4 separate regions of the Mus musculus genome follow, and all the other regions are linked to region 4. The links are chromatin loops, found by intact Hi-C in ENCODE. Cell type or tissue: heart. All regions are shown on one strand. Links, peaks and the distances in the headings refer to the core of each region. The heading gives the core; the rest is flanking DNA.

Evidence for each region. A loop is a pair of places that touch in the nucleus more often than their neighbours do. Peaks named below come from ENCODE experiments on the same cell type or tissue, not always from the same donor. Only the 100,000 strongest peaks of a DNase experiment are listed, where the experiment ranks them.
Region 1: it touches region 4 in a loop (3-fold over the local background); 4 of 42 quality-filtered maps call a loop at or near these places.
Region 2: it touches region 4 in a loop (9-fold over the local background); 8 of 42 quality-filtered maps call a loop at or near these places.
Region 3: it touches region 4 in a loop (2.7-fold over the local background); 8 of 42 quality-filtered maps call a loop at or near these places.

What each region holds. Positions count from the first base shown.
Region 1 is chr16:11,576,070-11,582,293 of GRCm38, reverse strand. All of the region lies in intron 15 of Snx29 (sorting nexin 29), which reads right to left. Among named protein-coding and RNA genes, the nearest start is that of Gm32100, 4.5 kb to the left of the region's middle. In heart, for the core only: a CTCF peak has its summit at 2,525 (motif pointing left); a DNase peak (open chromatin) is centred at 2,473; H3K27ac peaks cover 2,555 bases.
Region 2 is chr16:11,420,560-11,426,783 of GRCm38, reverse strand. It overlaps Snx29 (sorting nexin 29), which reads right to left. Exons shown (of 21, transcript NM_028964.4): 11 at 6,001-6,080. Among named protein-coding and RNA genes, the nearest start is that of Snx29, 100 kb to the right of the region's middle. In heart, for the core only: CTCF peaks have their summits at 2,684 (motif pointing left), 3,012 (motif pointing left) and 3,333; no DNase peak of the experiment used is centred there; H3K27ac peaks cover 1,610 bases.
Region 3 is chr16:11,465,331-11,471,554 of GRCm38, reverse strand. The region is part of intron 13 of Snx29 (sorting nexin 29); the gene reads right to left. Among named protein-coding and RNA genes, the nearest start is that of Gm32100, 120 kb to the left of the region's middle. In heart, for the core only: a CTCF peak has its summit at 2,630 (motif pointing left); a DNase peak (open chromatin) is centred at 2,564; H3K27ac peaks cover 473 bases.
Region 4 is chr16:11,937,610-11,943,833 of GRCm38, reverse strand. No RefSeq gene overlaps it. Among named protein-coding and RNA genes, the nearest start is that of Cpped1, 31 kb to the right of the region's middle. In heart, for the core only: a CTCF peak has its summit at 3,153; no DNase peak of the experiment used is centred there.

The DNA of each region.
Region 1 (6,224 bases), core at 388-5,387, 360 kb after region 4:
ATAAAGCTCAAATGTCATACCCACTGTGACAGCTGACATAGTACATACTTAGCAGGGCATCTCAGTGGCATGTGAGTGGTGCATGCCTTTAATCCCTGATCTTGGGAAACAGAGGCAAGTGAATCTCTGTTAGTTCAAGGCCAGCATGCTTTACATAGTGAGCTCTAGGGCAGCCATGGCTACATAGTGAGCCCCTGTCTCAAAAAATTAAAAGAGGGGTGGTGGCAAGTAGGAGATCTCAATCACTTTTAATTCATGCTTAGATCATTCATTCATTCATTCATTCATTTAGAGGTGAGTGGGTTTCTGGTGAACACATGTGTACTACTGTTGCACATGTCACTCTCTCTCTCTCTCTCTCTCTCTCTCTCTCACACACACACACACACACACACACACACACACACACACACATCTGGGATGGTCCGTCAACTCTCTGCTCTTTATAAACTAATACCAATGCTGCGACACTTTGTGCCAATCTCATGGTAAGAGAGACAAGCAGATGTCAGAAGGTTTTAGATCCTTCAATAAAACAAACAAGCACTGCGCTATCAGAAGCCAAGCCTAAGTCTGAGGATCACACATCAAGGGCCACTTCTGAAGTGACAGGTACCCTGAGGCCACACTTTCCTAGACATTTCCCAAGCCAAACCCTGCCAACTCTGCAAGCAGAAACCTCCACACGGCTCTTAGGACCCAGAGAGAGCAGCCATCCTGCTCTGACATCACCAGCTTTGTCTGACAGATGAAATCTTCCTAAGAAGATTTCCTTAGAAGCAAACAGTTGGCTGGGTCTAGAAAAAAAAATTCTATCAAGTGGCAGAGAACAGCCAGGAAGTAGTGGGGGACATAGTCCCCACTGGCCTGTGTTGGGGAGGACTAAAGCAGAGAGAAGAGAATGCAAAGGGAGAACTTCCCACCATACCATCTTCAGGAAGAAGAAAAGAAAATAGAAAAGTATTAACCAAGTCTGGGAAGATGGCTCAGTCAGGAAAGTCTATGCACTCCCTGCAAGCATGCAGTGCCGAGTGTGATCCCTGAGCCCTCTGGGAAACTCCAGGCAATGCTTGTAAGCCCTGGGTTGGAGAGGATAGAATGGGGGAGGGGTGTCCCAGAGCCAGCCAGTCTAACCTATTGGTGACCTCCAAGCCAGTGAGAGACCAGGTCTCAATGGAGGTAGATGGCACAGGAAGTTGTCGTCTGGCTTCACACGCATTCACATGCACACGCACATGTGTTCAGAAAAGAAACATTATCATATCTACAGCCTTACAAACAGATGAGAGGAAAGCTGCACAGAGGAACAGTCTGGAGGAGTGACTGTGTGCGAGGTAGTGACACACACCTCTGACAACGGTGTGATAAAACACAGCTCTGTATGCTGACTAAAAGGTAATGTTAGAGACAGACATCGCTGCTAGTGAGGAACTGAAGTGTCATCCCTGTCTCACTGCTAAGTATCTCTGCCAGGTTGCCAAACTTGCACATGTTCTTCCTGCAGCCCAATTGCCCTAGCCCACCCAAGCTGACAGGCAAAGGACCTGCACACCTTCCCCTCCATGGCAAGGTCTCAAATACTGCCCTCGCCCCCGTCTCTGCACTCACTGACCCTTGGATGAAGAGTACTCAGCTGGTAGAGCAGAGTCCCAAAAACAAGGGAGAAGGTCTGTTCACCGCTAAGCGCTCATCTGTTCACTACTTGTTCGCTGTGAGCTAACGTAAGCTGGAGTCTCCATGGCATCCTTCCTTCCCCTCGAAGTACATCCCATTCCCTATTCTCCGTTCCCCACATCTGACCAGGGCTCTCCGCTGTCTCAGTGCAGAAGCAAGACCCTGTGATCAGATGAAGAGCAAGAGCGGAGGCTCAGCTGGGTTGCCAGCATAAATTCAAAGCTTTGGCCAGGAATAAAAGAAGCAAAGCCTTGTCTTCTCTGAATGTGAACTTGGAAGAAAAGATTTGCTCAGGGGAATCACAGCCATCTATGAACAGAAGGGGAATTACCCATGCCTAAAATCAGACTGTCCTGGACTGAAGATAAGCAGGACAGCAACAAGTACCCCAATAGTTCCCTGGCTAAACAGATAAAAATCCCACTCCTCCTTTTTACAAAGATTACAGTGGGCCCAGCAGCAAAACAGCAAGGCTGCCTTCTAAGTAGCAGCCTGGGGACCCAGACTCGGGCCCTCTTGTGGCTGGGCCACACAGAATCCATGGCTCACAGGTACCCTGCAAGGAAAACAAGAACCAGGAAATGTTCGTTCTCCAGTTGATCTCTCCCCCAGCCTGGACCGCACAGCAGTTCTATTTATACCCCAGTAGCCTGAGCAAGTCACATGGTCCCAAGGAGAAAACTGAAATAGGACTTAGTAAATAAATGTATTGTGTCTGCCTCAGCCAGTTTGATCTAGCTTCCCTGTGGTCTTCATCGAAAATGCTGTTTAAATGGGTTACCAGTCAGATGCCAGGGGTCCTGCTGGATGCTAGGGCTAGAACAGCTAGAATGGTGATGATTGGGGCACGTCTACTGCCATCTGCTGGGCTTGCAGCAGAGCAGACTTGGGGAAAGGGCAAAATGAGAACACAGTCAAGGCAAGTACAGAGAAAGCTGCCCTATCAGGATCAGGATGTAGGATACAAAGGATGCTGAGGACACCTGGGGACCGAACCCAGTTTGTAGAAGAGCAGAGAAGTGGCCCAAGCGAGCCTCAACCTTATAATGCCCCTGCCCCTGCCCCTGCCCCTGCCCCTGCCCCAGCCTGCTAGGTGCTAGAATTACAGGCACCTTCCACCACACCCTCTTCAGATGAGATCTTAAAGGTGAAGAAAATAAGTTACTCTCTCTCTTCATCTCCTCTCTCTGTGTGCATGCCCTTTTTCTCTTTCTTTCTCTCTCTCTCTCTGACCCACTCCCTCCCCCACTTTCCTCATGGCAACTTCCCAACCTCAGTCCTTGGGTCCAGTGAACTCTCCTGGCTGAGAGAAGCTTCCCAATAAACCCGCCTTGTGTGTGTGTGTGTGTGTGTGTGTGTGTGTGTGTGTGTGTGTGTGTGTAAAGTTAACAAGGAAAGATGAGTCAAGGATAGAAGACAGAAAAAAGGAATCAAGTTAGTTGTCAAGTTAGACAGCTTGCCCCAACCCCCATGCAAAGATGTGCTTCTGAAAGATGAAACAAGTTCTAGGTAAGGTGAGAAATGAGGCTGAAGGCAGCAGCAAGAGTTTACTAACACACACATCAGTGGTCTTCAGATGCCTTGAGGTACAGGTGAGTCACTGTAGCCAGAAGAGACTTCGGTACAAGGCTGGCAAACCTTGGTCTCCTCAGTCACATCAGCTGTCTGCTCTCTGAAGTTTGTCGCTCTACCCTCAAGCAGCAGGCTTTTCAAGTAAAACAAAGGCCAGCTTATCTGGTGCTCACAACAGCCCTGATCCCTCCCAAGGTGTGCCCAGCACCAACAGAACAGCCCTGAACCTCTTCCATCAAGACCAGGCGACTCTGGCTTCAGGAAGCTTCTTCCTGCATAAAGGGAGAAACCTAACAGAGACTCAAAATACTGGAGGGCTGAGGAGCTGAAATCAGCCACTATAATTACCAATATTTTTATCTGTTGTCCAAAAGAAGAGCCTTGGATCATCTTCCAAGTGTGTCTCTGTGGAAGTTCGCCTACTCCTTCCTAAGTACTCCAGACTCCCGGTCAGAGGCAGGCCCAGATTCCAGGCCGCCACAAAGACAAAACCAACACTTAGGCATCTGAGCAGCCTCCTCCATCTCTGGTTGGATTTTTTAGACAGAGTCTCAACTATACAACCCAGGTTGGCCTCAAACTCAGGATCCTCCTGCCTCCGCCTCCCAGGTGCTAGGATCACAAGTGTATTACATTATACCCAAATGAGACAAAGAGAATCCCTTATCTGCTATGAGGAAGGAGAAAGCACATGGCTCAGATGAGGAGCTACAAGCAGAAGAGTGCTGGCAACCCAGGAGCAGCACAGCATCTCCAGGGACTAAGATGAGCTGAGGAATCAGTGCTCACTGCTGCTGGCTGCTGAACAGAGGCTGCACTCCTGCATACCTCAGGATCCATGAAGAAAAGGAGGGCAGAGTGCTTGGAACTTCTGCTCTACCAAGACACAGGCCACGATGAGAAGGACACAGAGCTTCTTCTTGCCCTAACCAGGCTCTGCTAAAGTCCCAGAGTAGAGCTCAAGGAGGGCAACTGGTCACACTCCACTGAGAGCCTGAGGCTTAGTGAGGCCCAACAGGAAGTGGTAGATCAGAACTCCTCTGACTTTGTGGCATCAAGTGTCCTCCAAGCCACCAAACTCCAGAATTCAATGTCAAGAAGAAGAAGGATCAAAATCTGAATGCTGCCCACATCTTACATTTCCTGGAAGCCAAAATGGACTGGCCAACTCTAGGGAGATTCGGTGAAACCACAGGAATTACTTAAAAGAGAGAAAGAAGTAAGAGTCTTAGATGTATCCAATGTCTTTGAACTTCAAAACCTCTAGTGAGAAAAAAAATCTGAAGTTTCAGATCTTCAAGAGAGAGGGGAAGGTTTACAAAGAAAATTGTGAGCACGGTTACTGGAAGTCCAAAGGAGGAGGGAGGAGCCATGCAAAACAGCTGTAGTGAGGTGCTAACCTCTGCTGAGCTGCCTTAAAGCCTTGCTCCAGACAGTGCATGACTCTTCCCTGAAGCCTCCCCAGGATCACCACCTCCTTAATCTTTGGCCTGGTCTTGGGATAATGAATGCCTGCTCTCTCTACATCTAAGAAATTTGATGGCTTTGCCACTAAAGCCACTATGCAGTGAAGAAAACAGAACTCCATCTAGAGGAGTAAAGGCCACTGAAGGAGCATCAGGACTTCTTCTTTACCACTGCCAGCTCTATCAAAGGCTCATGGGCATGGAAGGCCAGAAGACAGGACAGAAGAGGAGGCACAGGCTGGCTGCTAAGACAGTGCTCATAAAGCTGTGTAAGAGCCTGCTGCTCTGGGCCCTAAGCTTAGCTTCCCTCAACCCTGAGCATCAAAAGAGAGCCTACCTCCTCTACAGAGCTGAAGTCTTTTGTCTTTCTTTTTGCTTTTTATTTGTCATGCTGGGGATTGAACCTGGGGCTTCAACCACACCAGGCAAGTGCTCTCTCCTGAGCCATGCGCTCCTATTAGACATCTAATCCCTGCCATCAGAGGCCACATTTGGGACTTCTCTATCAGCCTAATCTGGGGCTCCACATTTAACACCCTACACATATTTCACAGGGTACCTAAATTCACTTAGTAGACTGTTGTTGGTATGTGTTTATGGAGCACCAACTGCATGCTGAAGCTGAGGTACTTAACAGACTCATGGCCAGAAAAGCTCTGTCCACATTAACCCCAAGGAGCTCCAGGTCACTGGAGCATAAAATAACACAAAATATCTGTTAGACAGATTGTCACCTTCTTCTAGAGCTAGGCATTGCAATGTCATCCCTCCCCCTCCTCATCCTCCTCTAGGCCCATCTCAAACACTAATGCTGCACAGAATCCATTAGCTGCCACTGCTTGTCATACAATGTACTAAGTCCCCCCGCATCTCACTCTAGAATGCCATCAGTGAGTGTCCCTTCTGTTCTGTCACATGACCCCTTTTCCTTCAGTGAGCTCCGGTTCCCAGAGCACAAGCAGAGGTTATAGGTTTGTAACATGGTTTCCTGCTTCTTCCTTGCTGAGAAATCTAGCAAACCAATTGACTTTGCAAAGCTGTGATCAGTAACCACAGAGCACTGGACCTTCTTTAGGTAACTCTTTGGTGGGCATAAGCCATGGGCATGACATCTCAGCTTACTGCCTGGAGCTATAGGCTAAAGAACACACCAGAGAGTCAGATGCTACATCCCCCATGTGTTCTCCTGCTGGATCACCCTACAACTGCCACAGCCCTCCCTTTATAAATCTGTCACCTATGACAAAATACCTGGGAAGGGCAACTTAAGGAAGGAAGGATTTGTTTTTAGCTCACGGCTCACAGCCCATCATGACAGGGAAGCCATGCAGGAACCTGAGACAGCATGTGTGTGTGTCAGGAAAGAAAGATGAGGCTGGTGTATAGCTTACTTTCTCCTTTTCATTCAATCCAGGTCATAGAAGGGTACTGCCCATGTTTAACACAGGCCTTCCCTCCTGTCTTAGTTTCTATTCCTGGACAAAACATCATGACCAAGAAGCAAGTTGGGGA
Region 2 (6,224 bases), core at 715-5,714, 520 kb after region 4:
AAAGGTATAGATCGGTGTTTTAAGTACAGTTCATCTTTTTTCTCCATAACTATGGAAGGCCACGGCAGGGTGTCGGGTGAGACTGGGCTCCGTGCTCTGGCTATGCTGCTGCTACTCCAGGGAAAATCCCCTGCCTGCTGCTGTCTGACAGCATTTCCTCAATGCTTCCCAACAGTGACAAGGGGTAGACACCCTCAGTGTCCACGGTACTGCCGCTGGGAATGGCCTCTCTCAAGCTGCTTCTCTACCCCACTCTTCTTGGCAAGTATCCCCATCTCTCCAAAGGCTTCTTTAGCCCTACCACACCCATGCACAAAGCTTTCCATCCCTCCAACTCAGGCCACCCTACGGACTCCACCACACAGGTCTGTCCCCTCCTCCCTCCCACTCCTGGCATCGAGGGTGAGGAATGTCTGTGTTAGTGTCAGTATCAGCTGCAGCACCCGATCAAAGGTGTTCACGCTTTCAGGCACTGGGCTGGGGTGACAGTGCACAACCTCAGGGCTTCTGCTAGGATTTCCTGCTCAGGATGCACTCCTGAGAGAGGTGTGATGACTGAAAGCGACAAGAAGGCGGTTAGTGCCCACGGGTGACAAAACAGCCATGTCACTCCCATATGACTCCTTCTATCCTGTGTCACTCCCATATAACCCCCTTCCCTCCTGTGTCACTCCTTCTGACCCCTTCCTTGTCCAGTTGCCATTCGGCCACATCTCACTTCCAGTCTTTGACCTCTCTGTGGTCAGGATCCACACTGCAAGAGCTGAGGGTGCTGCTGAGCACTGAGTGACTCTTAGTCCTCACAGCAGCTATAGGAACCTCATCCTGTGCATTTCAGTGATGGGAAAATTGAGGCACAGAGTTTATAAGCCTCACCCTTCCTCCCATACCTAGAACAGTGCCCACTATGTGACAGACATTTAGTAAACTTTTGGGGAGTGGATGAACAAATTATGAAGAACTGAGGTGTGCCTATATCATATCTGGAAGCTTCCAATTTCTGACAGTCGCTGTCATCCAGGAAACAAGATTCAGAAGGAAAAGCGAGTCTCCAGTGTTAGCAATCTCTGTTGCGGTATCCAGGCACAGTCTGTGTGACTAAGTCACACAGGACTTGGACTGTGACCTGTTTAATGGTCACTGTTCATCCTAAAAAGATCTCATCATTGAACCCTCAGCCAAGCCCTGGGCTAGATGCTGAGCCCTCCCATTGGCTTCCAAGTGCCATAGTGCTTCTTAGTTTCATTTCTCAAACGTCCAGTGTTTGGAATAGTGTTGCTAGGCAATGAGCCAGCCTGCCTCACCTCGACTGAGACTCCCGTCACATGATATCAAGAGAAAAACAGACTGAGGCTTAGTGAGGCAGTGAGCATCGAAGTGAGCAGCGAGGGGCATTGCTCTTGCCCTCTCCTCCATGGCCTGACATCAGAAGTGACAAAGAAATGAGCAACTCGAGTTGCTTGTCTCCCCGCTTTCTCTGAACCCCAGGAAAGAAAAGGAAGGCAGTGGTCAGGACTCAAAAGCCATGTAAGTATCAGTGGCTAAGCAATGATAGCAAGGGAGAAACAGTTTCTAGCTAGCAGTATGTGCCCTTCTAAAGTAGACCAGACTCCCCTCCTCCCCTCCAAAGCCATCACTGTGGGGACAGCCTTACAGGAAGCTATGTGCACATCACCTCTGCCACCCCACCTGACTGTTGAAATAAGGCACCAGCACTCGACACCCACAACTGAGACGCAAAACCCCAAGGTCTTTGCACGGGGAGGGGAGGACAGACAGCAAGGACAGAGGCACAACCTGGTGCTAAAGGACTGTCCACCAACAACAGGGGAAAAGGCTCATTACAGTTCTCAACTCCCAAATACAGAAACTAATTCAAGAGTGGAGAGAGGCAGCAGTTACAAAGGTGGGGGGCACAGCAATGAGTGTCCACCGGGTGGATTCCCACTACATTTGCAGCCTCAAGAAAGACAGATGGCGTCAGGAAGCCTCGTGCTCAGACCACCCGCTCTGGGCTGGTCTGCAGGTGCTCAGCCTTTCACACTTCACAGCGAGGGTGACAGAGCTGAAGAGACAGCAAACACCCACAGGAGTCATGAGCAGTCCCTAGAGTCTCATCATTTCCAATAGGTCCGTTCTTTTCTTAAGCTTTCCAGCAGCTATTCAGCACCCCTGTCCACCACAAGGATACTTACTGGGCACAAAGAGCCTGTTGTCCCTGGTATAACCACAGTCAGGCTTTGCCGAAGGCATTCTCATGCCAGGCAGGGAGATCCAGGGTCTCCTGGCACGGCCACATATCCCCTTGGGGTTGAAATCACCCCAACTGAGAAGATTAAGCGTCTAGAGAGGATTAAGGGTACACATCCAGGAAAGGGGGCTTCAGAGGCTTGTAATTGTAGGGATGCCATCATAAAACAAAAACCATGTCCACCCATTTGGAGGCCTAGACACTGTGTTTGGAATCAGTAAATGAATCCTTTAAGGGTGCTAACAGTCTCACCTACAAGTTACTGAACACTTAACACGTGTAACTCTGAGATACATTTTTCCAATCTGTCTTTTCAAATTGTAAGGTACAACTCTTCTGAGTATGTTTCTTGTATATATGCGTTTAACCTTCACAAACCCACCAGAGGAGCAAGCACCATTGCTAGCCCAACACCAACACAAACCTTGGTTTGAAGCTAGTGAGCTTCACCAGAGTGGCCCCTGGTGGTGAGGGTGCTGCAGTGCCACTTCCAGCCATCAACAGGGAAAGAGTGGCCCCTGGTGGTGAGGGTGCTGCAGTGCCACTTCCAGCCATCAACAGGGAAAGAGTGGCCCCTGGTGGTGAGGGTGCTGCAGTGCCACTTACAGCCATCAACAGGGAAAGAGTGGCCCCTGGTGGTGAGGGTGCTGCAGTGCCACTTCCAGCCATCAACAGGGAAAGAGTGGCCCCTGGTGGTGAGGGTGCTGCAGTGCCACTTACAGCCATCAACAGGGAAAGAGTGGCCCCTGGTGGTGAGGGTGCTGCAGTGCCACTTACAGCCATCAACAGGGAAAGAGTGGCCCCTGGTGGTGAGGGTGCTGCAGTGCCACTTACAGCCATCAACAGGGAAAGAGTGGCCCCTGGTGGTGAGGGTGCTGCAGTGCCACTTCCAGCCATCAACAGGGAAAGAGTGGCCCCTGGTGGTGAGGGTGCTGCAGTGCCACTTACAGCCATCAACAGGGAAAGAGTGGCCCCTGGTGGTGAGGGTGCTGCAGTGCCACTTACAGCCATCAACAGGGAAAGAGTGGCCCCTGGTGGTGAGGGTGCTGCAGTGCCACTTCCAGCCATCAATAGGGAAAGAGGTGCTTTCTTAAACACAGCTCACATCACATATTCCAACAAAAACATTAATTCAAATGTACAGACACTCGGCTGTTAAACAGGAGGTGAATGAAGTAAAGCTGACATAAACATAAAGAAATGTCTACTAAGTAGTGGGAAAGCATCCAGTCTGGGTGGCTTTTCCCACAGGCAGACAGCCAGTCACAACCCTAAGTGCCTGCTAGTGAGGTACCAACATTCAGAGTGCTTTCCACATACTGAGCATCCCCTGTTAGACCTTACTTTCTGTGTGTGTGCACACATATGAGTTCAGTGTGCAGTGTGTGTATATGTGTGTGTGTTCATGCATACAGTGACTACTCTAAACTCACTGGCATTCACAGGATTCACAGGGCATACTGAGTGGCCGTCATTATCTGTCTGTGCTGAGGTCAGCACTGCTGGCCACTCAACAAGAAGATATGACTGTGGCACTTGCCTTTTACAAAGAAAGGTGACATTTCAAAACCCTGCAAACTCAGCCCAGACCATCAGAGTTCTGCTGCCTTCCAGGCTGGTGACCACATTCACTTATGTGAACCAAGGTGTGAAGAGCTGGAGACTTGGCTGGGACTGCAGCTCAGTTGTTGGGTGTTTCCTTGCATGCGCCAGTCTCAGCACTGGGAACATTATTTATATAAGCTGTAGGCCAAGGCCAAGGCTGCTTATCCACACTGCCCTATCAAGGTCTCTTATATCAACGACTGCTACCCACTGAGCACACAAGACTGTAGCAGGGGATGAAGACATCTTTCTTTGACATCACAGCAACTACCAAGAGCAAACAAGTCACCACAGGCACACAGACTCAACAGGTGGCTCCATCCCGCTGACAATGAGAACACGAGGATCAGGAAAGTTGCAGGGAATCCCGGCTGGAACAACCAAGAAGTGGAGCTGTTAAGGGTCAGCCAGGCCAGAGACAATGCTCACAAGCACACAGGAAAAGAAGCATTTGCCAAGGCTTCCCAGTGTCAATCCTCTGTTACATCAGACTAATCCTGTAGGGCTACACAGACAGCCCTTCCTATCCCTCTCACAGATAAAGCAGGGGTGGGTGGAGGCACCCACATTTCTGAAAGAGGCATGGTCCTTATCTTGCAGGAGCAGAGTGGACAAGAAAAGCCTTCCCACATGAAATCACCCCTGAAAACAAAGGCTAACCCACCCACCCATTCACAAACAACTGTTCTGCACAGCCCATATAACTACCAGACACCCAGAGTCAAATGGCCCACCAATGTGGGCCTTTCCTTCAGAAGGTTGGCTGGGAATTCCTGATAGGTCTCAAGCCAAAGATGACCAGAAACAACTAGGATTAATTTCTAAAAAAAAGAGATGAATGAAAATAAAACGGGCTGAGTCCCTGCTGCAGGCACAGCTCAGAGGTATCACAAGAATGTCCTCATGGGAAAGGAACTGACCAAGCTGGTGGCTTTGTCAGGGATGGAAATGGCTTGGGAGGCTCAGAGGCAAGATCCATGGCAGCCCCCAGAGAACCAATTCACCTGCTCCATACCCCACACTGGAGAGAGGCTGAGAAGGGCTCTGGGAACCATGCCTGGCCACTAGGAGAAGGTGACAGACAAGTCGTCCTCACATAGACCTAAGTATCTGTTCAGCCCTGCACAGCAACAGAACTCACACTAGCAGTTCCTGCTCTGCAGCCAGAGGACTGTGGGAAACCTCAGCTCATAGGGAACATGGCTCTGGAGAGTGTTCACGTAAACAGAAAGGTCCAGGCTTGGAGATCTAGGAGATCCGTGTGGAAGTTTCTATGTCACCTCAGATAACTAATGCATTTCCAAGCAGAAATGGCATCCTGGGGTGATGTTAAAGGGGCCTGGAACTTCTCTGGATAAAGTTACTCTCCATCTGACATCACCACTATGGGCTCAAGGTTTGTTGTACTTTGGTGTTTGAAGGAAATGTTAATTTTTACCCAAAGGCTGATGAGGAAAAAAGGCATAATTTTTACACTATCCAAGTGTTGATCTCTGAATGTGATATGGAAACAGAAAGCCTGCCCTCTGCCCCTCTCCTTCCTGCCATTAGGGGTAGGAACGAAATGGCCAGAGCTCAGAAAGCAAAGACAACAGCTAGTCAGGAAAAGGAAGAGCCCTGGCCTCTGATGACCATGGAGTCTCATGCTAGCCCACTCTGCCAACCCCAGTCAGGGCACCGGCCCCAATCCCAACTGACCTAGTCATTGAACATCTATCTTGTTAAACAATTGCTGGTGTGGGTGTGGGTGTGGGTGCGGGCCATCACACACACACTCTTCATTGCCGTGTCCCTAATACTTCCCTCTGAAGCTGGAAATGATTTGCACCACCTGTCATTAGAATATGTCATCAGCAAAACTGATTTGTCCAGAGTCACAAGGAAAGTCAGAAGACAGCCTTACTCTGGCTGCACACAGAAGGTAGCTTAGAAACCGCAAGGCACAGAAGGTTCCTTGCATCCTTTAGCAGATTCACCCCCATGCACCACAATCCGGCCATAGTCTGGAAGCTTACAGCGATACCACGATCAGGTGCACAGAAAGCAAACACTCACTAACTTCATGCTCACTTCAAAGCCCACACCTGCACAGGATAAGCACAGGTGCCCTGCTGGCACACATGCCAGCCTCTGAGAGTACTTACGGACTGTCATGGACTCAGGCACTGAGGCAGAAGGTAGCAAGCTGCTCAGAGGACTTCCTTGGCCTGGAGAACTGGCTTCCCTACTGGGAGGAAGTAGACAGAAGGAAGTTACACTCATCCCAAAATGCAACTTCAGTGTTCACAACACTCTCAGGCAAAACGTTTCCCCAGGAATCTACTGGAAAAACAATGAAGCTGCTCAGCAGATGTCTGAAATTTACTGG
Region 3 (6,224 bases), core at 358-5,357, 470 kb after region 4:
TGACAGGGGCAGAACTCAGCCAACTCCCTGAAGGACTCAACAGGCTGTGTACGCCTGGATGGTGGGAGGGGCATTAAGCTAAAGGATTAGCTTGGCTGGGAGTCTCACAAACCTGTGTAGATGCCAGCCATTGCTGGGAGCCAAGGAAGCCCTTTGTTAGTCAGGTGTCCTCTACCTGCAGTTCATTCTAGAGCTGCCCTGCGGAACATAAGCTATGAATCTCATTCTCCACTCTAACCACTCTCCACCAGCAGCAACTTGAGTGCACAGGCAAAGGAGCTATCCATCCCAAGGCCATAACAAGCCAACAATAAGAATACTATCACAATTGCAAGAGTGTCAGGAATCAGCAAAGCCAGGCCCATCTTCCCCCTATGTCCCCAATACAAATGAGGGAAACAGAAACAAAGACCCCCAAGCTCACACAGCAGGCGGTGAGGGAGTACACACTGCCTTCCCTCCATGTTCTTCCACCTTGCTGCCCACAGCCAACACACAGCTGGGCACAGTGTACATTTAAGAGGAGTCTGCAGTACCACCAAGGGACATAAAAATACTCCAGCAGAACATCTGGGAGGTCACATCTCTGGCACGAGGACAAGCAGTCCACTGAGGTGGCTCTCACTTGTACATCAGAGAACTCACATTTAACACGGACTGAGAGCAGTACCACAGGTACCACCATTCTCAGCCCAGAGAGTGAAGCACCAGGGCCAATCCTGGAGGCTTCTCAGAGGTGGTGTGATATTACAGCTGGCTCTTGAAAGACAGTCACGACCTACTCTCAGAACAAGGAGAAAGGACACATACAGCTAACCAGAGACGACTGACGGCGTTTTGGAGAACAGCCCTGGGTGCTGCTGCTTCTTCACCAGATACAGGCCAGAGAGCAGTGAAGCCTTGAGACAAGGGATACAGTCAGTGACAGGAGTCAGACCCTGGATCTTCACTTCCTAGCTCACACAATGAGCAAGTCTGGTAAGCTGCTTACTTTTCTCATCACTGTGACTAAAGAACAGACAAAGGCAATTTAAGGGAGGCAGGGTTTATGTGAGAGAACACAGACTGTCCTGACAGAAAAGGCCTGGCCAGCCCTGGCCAGCAGTGGCTCCTCAGCAGCAAAAGAAGTTAAGGGAGACCTGGGGGTGTGACTCGGGTACAGGGCTTGCCTAGCATGCATAAGGTCCCAGGTTCCATCCCAACACCAGAGCACCTGAGTATAACCCGCTCATGTCCTCATCCTAAACCTACCTGTGATTTCACACTGCTGTGTGAGGTCAGTTATAAATGCACTACTTACTTCCTGCCCTAAAACACCAGGAAGCCTCTTTGCTTCCTGCCTAATGGCTTTCTCCACAAAGCAGAAGAGATCAGACACCAAATAGGGCAGTCTAAAGGCCATTAGCACCCAAGTGACAATAGTCAATAGAAGACAAACAAAGTGATGGATTCCTGTCCTGCTGACTATCCCAAAGCACCCCATCCACCCACCAAGTCCACTCTCCCTCTCCCACCCCCCACCTGTCCACTCTAGCTCCCAAGTAAGGAGAACAGACTGAAATAGGGTTTACCTGCACAGCCCACCTAGAGGGCCACCCCACAACACTTAAAGGCCTCTGGGTTTTACCCACATTATCAGCTCTGGGGCCTGAGAAAGCCACAAGCAAACTTCTAACTCCCAGAGGGGCCTCCGCACGGGCTCTGCTCCTTTGTGGACTAGGTAGAGAGTGACTTCTGGAAGAAACTGATCACCTGGGCAGGTAGTCAATGATCACAAAGGCCTGAGTCAGCCTGCCTCAAAGACTGGCAGCTTTCTCTAACTAGCATGGGAGACAGCCAGGCTGTCCCTACACACAGGGATCCCAGCCAGGACCTGTGCTACATCTTGCTTCCCTGAGCTTCTTGATAACGCTGGAGGCCTGAAGAAACAGGGAGGGAAAGTGAGGCAATGGGACCATAGGGTTGCATGGGAATGAAGCAGGTCACCTCACAGAGGGGCCCCCTCACCACAGCACAGTCACCAGGATAGGTGATCCAGGACTGGTAATACTCCAGCAGGGGAGACTGGAGCAGTGGTTCTTAACCTTCCTAATGTTGCAAGCCCGGCTTGTACAGTAAGTACTTTTACCCACTAAACCATTTGACAACTTTCTTTTTTTTTTTTCTTTTTATTCTTCTTCTTTTCTATTCTTTTTTTTTTCCTTTGTCCTTTTTCCTTCTTATTTGTGGGGTCAGGGAGGGACAGAGTCTCCCACTGAGTCCAGAGTACATCAGTGCATCCAGACTTGCTGGCCAGTCCCAGGGATCCCCCTGTCTCTGCATCTCAGCTCTATTACAGATGGGTACTATATCCAGATTTCTATGTGGATACTTCATGTGTATGCAGCACGTACTCTGCTGCCGACCTGTCCCCGCATCCCCACCCCACCCAAGTCCTCGGCTTTTCTAATGAGCATCTCACTGCCCAGGAATGGGGCTGACCACCCACGCGAACAGATGTCCGGGTCTGTGGCTGAGGCAGGTCTCCTTCACCTGCTAATAACCATGTCCTGGGTTCACCTCATCCCTGTGCTTTCAGGGACACATTTTCTGGCTCTTAGCCGGAGCTGCCCCCTAGTGGCAGGCTAAGCTGTATTTCCATGCACAGACAGCCACAAAATTACACTATTACAATCCTTGAACCAAACACATTCCCTCCAGAGATTCAGTTCTCGCTTCTGATTAGCATAGTGCAACAAGCCGCAATCAGCCAGGGCAGGGATGGAAGTGGAGAGTGGGCTCAACAGGAGCTGGACTAGGAGAGACTGAGGGCAGGGCATGCAGCACAGAGAACGTATGAGGTAGGGTGGGCACAAGCCTCACTCAAGCGACACTCATGAGCTCCCCATGTGCTTGCCTGGGACATGCTCGGCTCTGGGTTCACACCCCGAGGATAAAGAAATAGCGACCAGGAACTAGCTAGGAGCTTTTTTGGTTGCTTTGTTTTTAAACCAGATAAACAGGACATGAAGTTAGCTATAACCACAGTAAGTGCTGCTGTCATGATTAGAATCTGCAGGTCTCCACGGCCTCTCTTTGTTTTGATTACATTTTCCCCAGCCTGTGGTGCAAGGTAGAAATGCTGGGAACTTGAAAGCTGGAGGATCTAGCTGGCAGCAGAGGCCCAAAGGGGGGCAGGTCCAGGTGCTGTCCACACTTCCTGGACCCTGACTTACCCGCTGCCATGCACATCCAGTCTTACCCTGTCTGCCATGATGCCTGGGACCCTCCAAACCCAGGGACTAGAGCACACCTGCTGTTTCCCTGGTCAGCAAGGAGAAAAATATCTGATACAACTGTAAAGAAAAGTCTGCTAGAACCAACTCTGCTCTGTTTTGGGACTTTGTGTGAACCAGAAAGCCACTTCCCATTTCAGAAGGAATAGGACAGCTGGCTCTAACAAAGCCACCCAGACCTGGAAGATCTCTCTTCATCCTCAGAAGCAAATGTGGAAGGGTTTCCCTCCCTTTGTGAGCAATTATACAGTAAGCACACTGTCAAATTTTCTATTAAAAATACTGAATTCTGGTGCTTTTTGAATTGTTATAAGGGGAAGCAGAGAAGAAGGGATCTCCAATTATTTATGTCAAAATCTGCAAAAATAAGAAATATTTTTATATCTAATTGTGTGTGACACTTTGCTAGAACATTCCCTAGTAAGAGCTCTCCTGGCAGCTCAAGCTTTTAGCTGGAGGAAGGAAGCCATGGCCACCAATCAAAGCTGAGGAGGCAGGAGGACAAGACGGCAACAGTCAGACAGCTCGCCTTCTGTCTGTCTCTCGGTCACACTGCCTGACTACATGAAACCACATTAAAACAATTGCAAAGCCACATTTAAACGTTCATTGTAAAGACTGAGAGCAAAATGCGACCCGCAGGAAGGAGCCTTGGGACTGCTGCGCTGCCATAGGGTAGGAGACTATGGAAACAGAGAGCGAGCAGAGAGGAGCTACAAAGGAGGCTCAGGAAGAACACACTCCAGCCTCAAAGATGAAGTCAGCAGCCTCTTTCAAAGTCGTCGTCCTTGACAGCAAACAGCCTTAAACATTCTAAGAAAGCACTGTACCATTGGCCTCCATTTTCACCCCACTCATTAGGGTCTTCCTTAAACCCTGACTAGTTTTCATATGTAACTGTGCTAGCAGGATGGCTCAGTAGGTTAGGATACTTGTCACCAAGCCTGATGACCTGAGCCAGAGCCTTGGGGTGCACATGGTAGAAGAAAAAAACTGATTCCAAGAAGTTATCCTCTGATCTCTACATTTGCACCACACATGCATGCACCACCATACATGTATGAACCACACATGCATGCACCACCATACACGTATGCACCACATATGCACGTATGACATGTACACCTGCAAATAAATAAGTATAATAAAACATTTCTCATTCAGCAAGGCTTGTTGGTACACACCTTTAATCCCAGTACTCAGCAGGCAGAGGCAGCCACATCTCTGTGAGTTCAAAGACAATTTGGTCTACATGATGACTTTCAGGACAACCAGAGCTATTTAATGAAACCATGTCTCAAAATTCATGTATCACCAATAATTTAAAGGCAACAACTTTGGTTGTTCTTTAGGTTCGAACCTGCAGAGTTCCCCACAAGCTCATGTTCTGAATTTTTATTTCCAGCTGGTGGTGCTGTTTTGGGAAAGCTATGGAATCTTTAAGAGGAAGAGCCAGGATGCTGGAAGGGAACTTTCAGGGGCAGCCTCTGAAAGTTCGAGCCCAGTTGTTCTCTGCTTCTTGGCCGCTGCCACAGGCTTTGCTGAGCAGACAGAGCTGGTTTGCCACTCCTCTCTGCCACACAACAATTCCCCGAACCTAAATACGCCTTTCTGCTTTTAAGCTCTCTGTCAGGGATTTGGCTAAAGAAATGCAAAAATAACTAATGTGGTTCTCTAGCCCTGCCCCCCCCCCAAAAAAAACAAAAACAAACAAAAAGCAGGCAAAGTCAGAGCAATGGCAAGTTAGGTAAAGGCAGTTACAACAGACAGGGTCACAGAGGTTTGGTTGGCCAGCTCATCTGAATGTGCTTGAGACAGTCCTCAACAAAAAGTCAAGCAGGAGGAAAAAATATTAAATTCTGGGGGCTAGGGATATACCTCCTTAGAAGAGAGCAGGCCCTAGTTTCAATACCAAGCATCCAGTACTCTCCAGGTATAAGAGAGAAAGAGAGAAAGATGAGAGGAGAGGAGAGGAGAGGAGAGGAGAGGAGAGGAGAGGAGAGGAGAGGAGAGGAGAGGAGAGGAGAGGAGAGGAGAGGAGAGGAGAGGAGAGGAGAGGAGAGGAGAGGAGAGGAGAGGGAGGAGAGGGAGGAGAGGGAAGAGGGAGAGGGAGAGGGAGAGGGAGAGGGAGAGGGAGAGGGAGAGGGAGAGGAGCCAAGTAGCTAGGTAGCCAAGAAAAGTCATCTTGGCCTGGGTCACGCTCCTCTAGAAGCCAAAGTCACATGCCCATTAGTAAGGAGGGAAATTGTCTGCCCTGCAGCATCCTCCATCCAACCTTTCCAATCACATCTCTTATGTGGCAGGTAATTCCTCCTGTAGATAAAGGAATCAAGATAAATTAGCCTCAATTTACACAAATTAACACAAATCACAGGCTGAGGCCCAGCCAGTGACCCAGGAAACAGCTACTTCTTCACAGCCTGGGGCCTCCTGACACTGTGACCTTAGCAATTACAAGGGAACAACTATGGCAGAAGATGTGCTCACTCATCAGCCACCATTTTGGCCATAACACCGTGCCACAGGGTCTGTGCGTCTAACGTTGTAGCACTGACTCCTGTGCTAAGACCTGACACTTCACAGCCCTAGGTAGCAAAGGCCTGAGGTACCTATGGATACACTCTGCCACCAGTGCAGACCTGGGCAAGAGCTGGCCCCTTATTTCCAGCCCTATACAAACACTTCACTCACATCTTGATCATAGGCATCTAACACAGACAACAGATCTTTTGGGGAGATAGAGCCTAATTCAAGAGCCACACAACCCAAATCAGGATTAAGCTGTTGGTTCTACCCCTATCCTCTGGAATGCTTCAATCCTGTTTAAAGTTAGGACTCTCCAGTGGGAGTCACTCACCCTCCTACTCCATCTCCACTTCCACCCTTAGACTATCTTCCTTCCATTCAGGACAAGGAATGTATAGAGGGAGACCTGTGCTCAGATCAGAT
Region 4 (6,224 bases), core at 461-5,460:
CTGAACTGGAAGCTCAGAATTCCCACTAGCCACTTTGGGCTTCTGATGACATTAAGGCAACAGGCTAAGGAAGGAATAACAGTATTAGGAGGGATGATTTAATCTAAATTACCATGGGGAACTGGAATTGCTTCTCCACAATAGAGGTAAAAAAAAATAATGTGCAGGAGATTCTTTAGGGTGTCTCTTGGTGGTACCATGTCCTGTGATTAAAGTCAATGGAAAACTACAACAGCCTAATCCAGGCAGGACAACAAAGGGCACAGACCTTTCAGGAATAAAAGGATGGGTCACAACTTCAAGAAAACACTAAAGACCTGAGGTGCTTGTTAAGGGTGGAGAAAATAGAGGATGGGTAGTAGGGAGGTGGTTCTAAACACTAGCTCAGGCCATATGGCCAGTTACAGAAAAGAGGATTATAATCAACAGGAGTGTTTTGTCATAGTTAGTCAAGAATGTGTTCGTACAAATATTTGTGTTTTCTTTCCTTGTTTTTTTTTTTTCAGTCGTGTGTTGTAATATCAATTAAGAGAATATCGGTGGTTTAATATTTAAATTTTGAGATATTAAATGAATGTCCCTCAAGGGACAGTTCCATCTATTCTAAAATTATTAGGGCATTTGCAGTTGTAGATATATGATAGATTGATAGATAGATAATAGGTAAATGATAGAGAGATGATAGATGATTGATAAATGATAGAGATAGATAAATGGATAGATAGATGGTAGATGGATAGATGATAGATGAATAGATGGATAGATAGATGGTAAATGGATAGATGATGGATAGATAGATAGATAGATAGATAGATAGATAGATAGATAATAGATGGTAGACGGATAGATGATAGATGAATAGATAGATAGATAGATAGATAGATAGATAGATAGATAGATAGATAGATAGATAGATGAATAGATGGATAGATAGGTGGTAAATGGATAGATGATAGATGGATAGATGGATAGATAGATAGATAGATAGATAGATAGATAGATAGATAGATAGACAGACATGATAGATTCATTCTGTCAGTTCCACTCACCTACAGAACCATGACCATGCATTAAATCCTAAAGGAGAGCAACCTCTAACAGTTTCTGAAACACCTTCATGTGTGGTGGCACCTACACATTCTGTTTGTTCATTTTCCCTTTGACCTTCCTGCAGGCTGGAGCAATGGCACCATTTTGAACAATGAGATGGAAGTTTATAAGGAATGAGAAAGAGCCTGAGCCTGTCCTCAGTCATGTTGCCATCCTTGCCCCACACTACTTTCTTCTATTTTTCATTTATATGACAATGAAATATACTTCTATCAACAGATACTCTTAGGGGTTTCCTGTCTCCAAACTCTATGCTAGCATTGCTATACCAAAATGCATCTCAATCTGCCATTGCTTTTAAATGAAAAGTCCTAAAATGACTATCAACATCAACTTCACATGAAAAGATGAATCGAGGTATTTAAAGCAACAATGCTCATAAAAATAGAGTTTGTTCAAAGCAAATATGTAACAAACTGATTCCCGAGACAACTGGTGTTGCTCTCAGTTTCTGTCAAATACTGATTTCTTCATCATATTATTCAAAATTCATTTCACAGCAACAAGCTAAGGTGGAACAGAGAAAGAGAAGGCAAGAAAAGGGCTCTACTGTCTCCTACATAAAGATGGTGTGCAGATTCTGTCTTAGTAACAGTGAACAAAATAAGCATTAAGAGTTTAGGGTGGGGCTGCAGCTCATGGTAGGAGTTGGTCTGGTGTGCACAAGGCCCTCCAGTCAATCTTCAGAGCCACACAAAAAAACATAAATGTTTTGTCCTATAACACACTAAATAAATGAATGTGCTGCTTTTAAGTGATTTTTTTAAAGGTGGTAGTTTGACATTATGGTTCGATCTATAGCCTAGAGTGAAATGAAGAAATTTGAATAGTGAGCCATGTTTGAGCAAGGCCAAAGTATTTTCCTTGTATACATAATCCCAGAGAAAGGAATGTAGGAGTCATTTTAATGTTTAATCTCCCTCCCCTACCCCCTCTCTCCTCTGGCTCTCTTTCTCTCTCTCTCTCTCTCTCTCTCTCTCTCTCTCTCTCTCTCTCTCTCTCTCTCTCTCTCTCTCCTATGTGTGTATGTACATATGCATGTGGAGGACACATACCACTACCACTACCACCACCAACAACAACAACAACGACAACAAAGTGGTTGTCTAACAGAGATATTGGGTGTCCTTCCCTTTCGGCTAAGAACATTTTCCTGCTGCTGCTGGGAGGAAGACAGGGCACAGATAGATCTGTGCTTGTCTCCAATGACATTTGCCAAGCATGTGGCACAAGCTATGGTAATCCTGTCTGCAGCTGAGGTGCCAAAGATAATGAATACTTTCTGATTGTCCAGAAAAGTGGGTCCTTAAATCTGTCCTATCCCCACAGAGTTCCCAAAGACTGCTTGAAGATATCACTTGAAGACATGTCTCAATTAACTGCACCTCTAAGCCTGGGAGTTTGAGTACTCTGTTTTCTAATCCCCATATTGCTGAATATATATGAGTTTTGGCTAAGAAGTTCAGGGCAAGATGAAAAACAGCCAAAATTCCCCATTGAGACATATTAAAAATAGTTGTTCTGGGTTACTATTATTTTTGCTGGTGCATAAGCTATGTGGGTATATAAAATACATCTCAAAACTGTAATTATATCTTCGGGGGAAAAACTCTAAATGTGTTTCATGCATATGTATTGAAAGTGAGTTTTAAAAAGTTTTTGTTGGGGTATATATTACTTTTGGTTTATTTAAGTTTATTTTACAGTGCATTAAAATCCAGTAGAAAATTATTAGCTGTAAATGTGCAATAATATTGCATTAACCCAACAAAATATACATTATGTGTATATAATTAGCTGAAAGAGATGTGTTCCCCTTGGTGATTAATGTTCCAAAGCCAAGTTATACTAATCATAAACTTAAATCTAATATATTAAAGAATTAACCTTACTTTCCCTCAGAGAAGTTATGTAGTCTGTGGTGTATTATTTCTCTTAAGAAATCCACCTTGAGGATTGCCTATATTTTAAAATGAGTTATCTTCATCTATTAAAAATAATGGGAGTGCATGTGGTGTGTTGGCTTGTAATGCCAATCTCTGCCACTAGGAGCAGCAGCATCCATTATTTTACATGTGCTGCTGGTGGTTGGGTGTAAAATTTTTGTAGTTTGCATTGTAAGTGAAGAGGTCACTTCTCTTTGAACCTCAGTTCTTTCAGGAAAGATTTGGAGCATAGGGGCTCTAAGGTCATAACCATTAAAGTTTCATGATCTAATAATGGTAGTATTTCAAAGATGAGGCAATGAAGGAAACTTAGTTAAAATCCCAGAAATGACATTAACTTAATTCCATGATGTGCAGCCATAGTCAATTACCCTCTGAATGTCTCAGTCTATTCAGGGTGCTGTCATAAGATATCATAAGCTGGGTGTATAAACAACAGAAATTTATTTCTGAAGGCTCACAGTGAGCTAAGCCCAAGGCATTGGCAGAATCAGTCTCAGGAGAACTGCTTTCTGGGTCTTAGCTGTTTCCTTCTTTCTAGTTATCTCTCTTCTATTAGGGCAATAACACCAATCAATGTTTGCTGTCCTCCTCCTCTGTACCCCTACCCCCTCACTTTCCTCTGTTGTAACATAGGCACCACCCTCCCTCCAGGCCTCCCTTTAATGTGTTCACATCTTCAAAGTACCTGTTTCCAAACAAGATCACAGTCAAGGTGCCAAGTGAGCACTTGATTATAGAGGGGCAATTCAGTCTACTAGGAGGATGGCGATGATGCAAAAGAGGAAGAAGGATGGAAAAAAAAGATGTAGAAAATGAGACCAGTAGCTATTGAGCACATAGAGCAGTTATTGAGCACATAGAGCAGTTATTGAGCACATAGAGCAGTTATTGAGCACATAGAATAGTTATTGAGCACATAGAGTAGTTATTGAGCACATAGAGTAGTTATTGAGCACATAGAGTAGTTATTGAGCACATAGAGCAGTTATTGAGCACATAGAGCAGTTATTGAGCACATAGAGCAGTTATTGAGCACATAGAGTAGTTTTTGAGCCCATAGAATAGTTATTGAGCACATAGAGTATTTATTGAGCACATAGAGCAGTTATTGAGCACATAGAGCAGTTATTGAGCACATAGAGCAGTTATTGAGCACATAGAGTATTTATTGAGCACATAGAGCAGTTATTGAGCACATAGAGTAGTTATTGAGCACATAGAGCAGTTATTGAGCACATAGAGCAGTTATTGAGCACATAGAGTAGTTTTTGAGCCCATAGAATAGTTATTGAGCACATAGAGTATTTATTGAGCACATAGAGCAGTTATTGAGCACATAGAGCAGTTATTGAGCACATAGAGCAGTTATTGAGCACATAGAGCAGTTATTGAGCACATAGAGCAGTTATTGAGCACATAGAGTATTTATTGAGCACATAGAGCAGTTATTGAGCACATAGAGCAGTTATTGAGCACATAGAGTAGTTATTGAGCACAGAGTATACTGCTTCACCATAACCAGTCCCATGGAAAATGTCTCATCTCATTCTCATGCTAACTCGCTTTCTAAGCCACCACTGAGCCCCTGAGAAGCCAAGGCTATTCAATATCTCTGTACTGGCAAAATGAGTATGAGATTCAAATCTGAGATGCCAGACCCTGACCATAGCTCTCTTGCCTTTTATCATCCCATTGTTAAAGAGTCCAATAAGTAAGTCTTTCCGAGTTTATATCTGAAAATTGACAAGCTTGGTTTTGTGCAAGGCAAGCAACTGTATGCAGGCTGGTTTTAGGTAATGAGCAGATGCAGATTACACAGGGTGGGAGGGTGAGGGCAGTGGTATCATCTCCTTACTTTGAAGTCATGTGGGCCAGTGGGAAGCTGCTCCAGAAATAGCACAGAAAGTTCTGAGTGTCCTTCACCATGCTGAGTGCTGACATCTGACATAACTATAATGACATATAAAACTCAAAAGGCTGAAGTAGTACAGTATAGAGGTCTCAGGGGCTTTGACAGGTTCCTGTGTGTGAGTTCATGTGTGTATGCACATGTGTGTGTGCACTTCAAAGTCCACAAAGGGGCTCTGAAATGGTTCATCTGGATTGTCAACTAGTCTGGATTGAGCAATGCTTCTAGGGAAAGAGTCACCCTGAATGAGGACGACACCACCCCATACTGGGGGCTCAGACAGAGTAAGAAAGGAGAGATGGAGAAGCCCACCAGCTCTAGAATCCTCTCTGAGTCCTGGTCACCACCAAGTAGAAACTTTACTCTGTTTTGTTTTGTTTTGTTTTGTTTTGTTTTGTTTTTGTTTTCCCCCCGTCATGATTCCTTGTCCTCACCACAGACCAGCAAAAGAGAGCCATTCATCTTATAGACCAACATCCGTGAAACACTGAGCCAAACTAAACCCTCCTTCCCATAAGTTGCATCTCATAGGGATTTGACACAGTTGAGTCTTTCACATCTAGACTTTAATTTCCCTTGTAGAATTCACTTCATTCTAAAAGAAAAACACCCCTTGGCATCCATTACCCATCAACCCCATAGCACTTTGGCTCCTTCATCAAAACCCCCAGCCTCACCCTTAGCATTAGCAGAGAGCAGAACCTGCTGACATACATTACAATTCCTTTTCCCTCCCAGTGTACCCATACCACAGAGATAGCAATTTTACAGACAGTGAGCACTGAGTTTTTTTTTTTTTAATCCTAAACAAATGTTTGAGAGAAACAAAAGTGAGAAAGCCAGTGAAATATAATAAAGGTGGTTTGCAGATAGGGCAAAGAAATTAAGGAAGGTGATATCCAGGGAGCTGGAGAAGACTCATTGGATCAATGCTTGCTAAACAAGCATGAAGACATGAATTCAATCTGTAGCGCCTGCATACAAAGCCAGGCACTGCAGCATTGACCTGAAATCCCAGCATTCTGGAGGCAGAGACAGAAGAATCCCTGGAGCTTATGGACAACCAGTGTAGCCAAACCAGTGAATTCCACACTTACCTCTATCTCAAACAATCCCTTGATGGTAGTGAGAAGCCGCAGTGGGTAAGGACACTTGCCAGCGAGTTTGACAATCTGAGTTTGATCTCCAGAACCCAAAAAATAGAAGGAGAAAACTGACTACAACAAGTTGTCCTCTGACCTCCACATGTACACTGT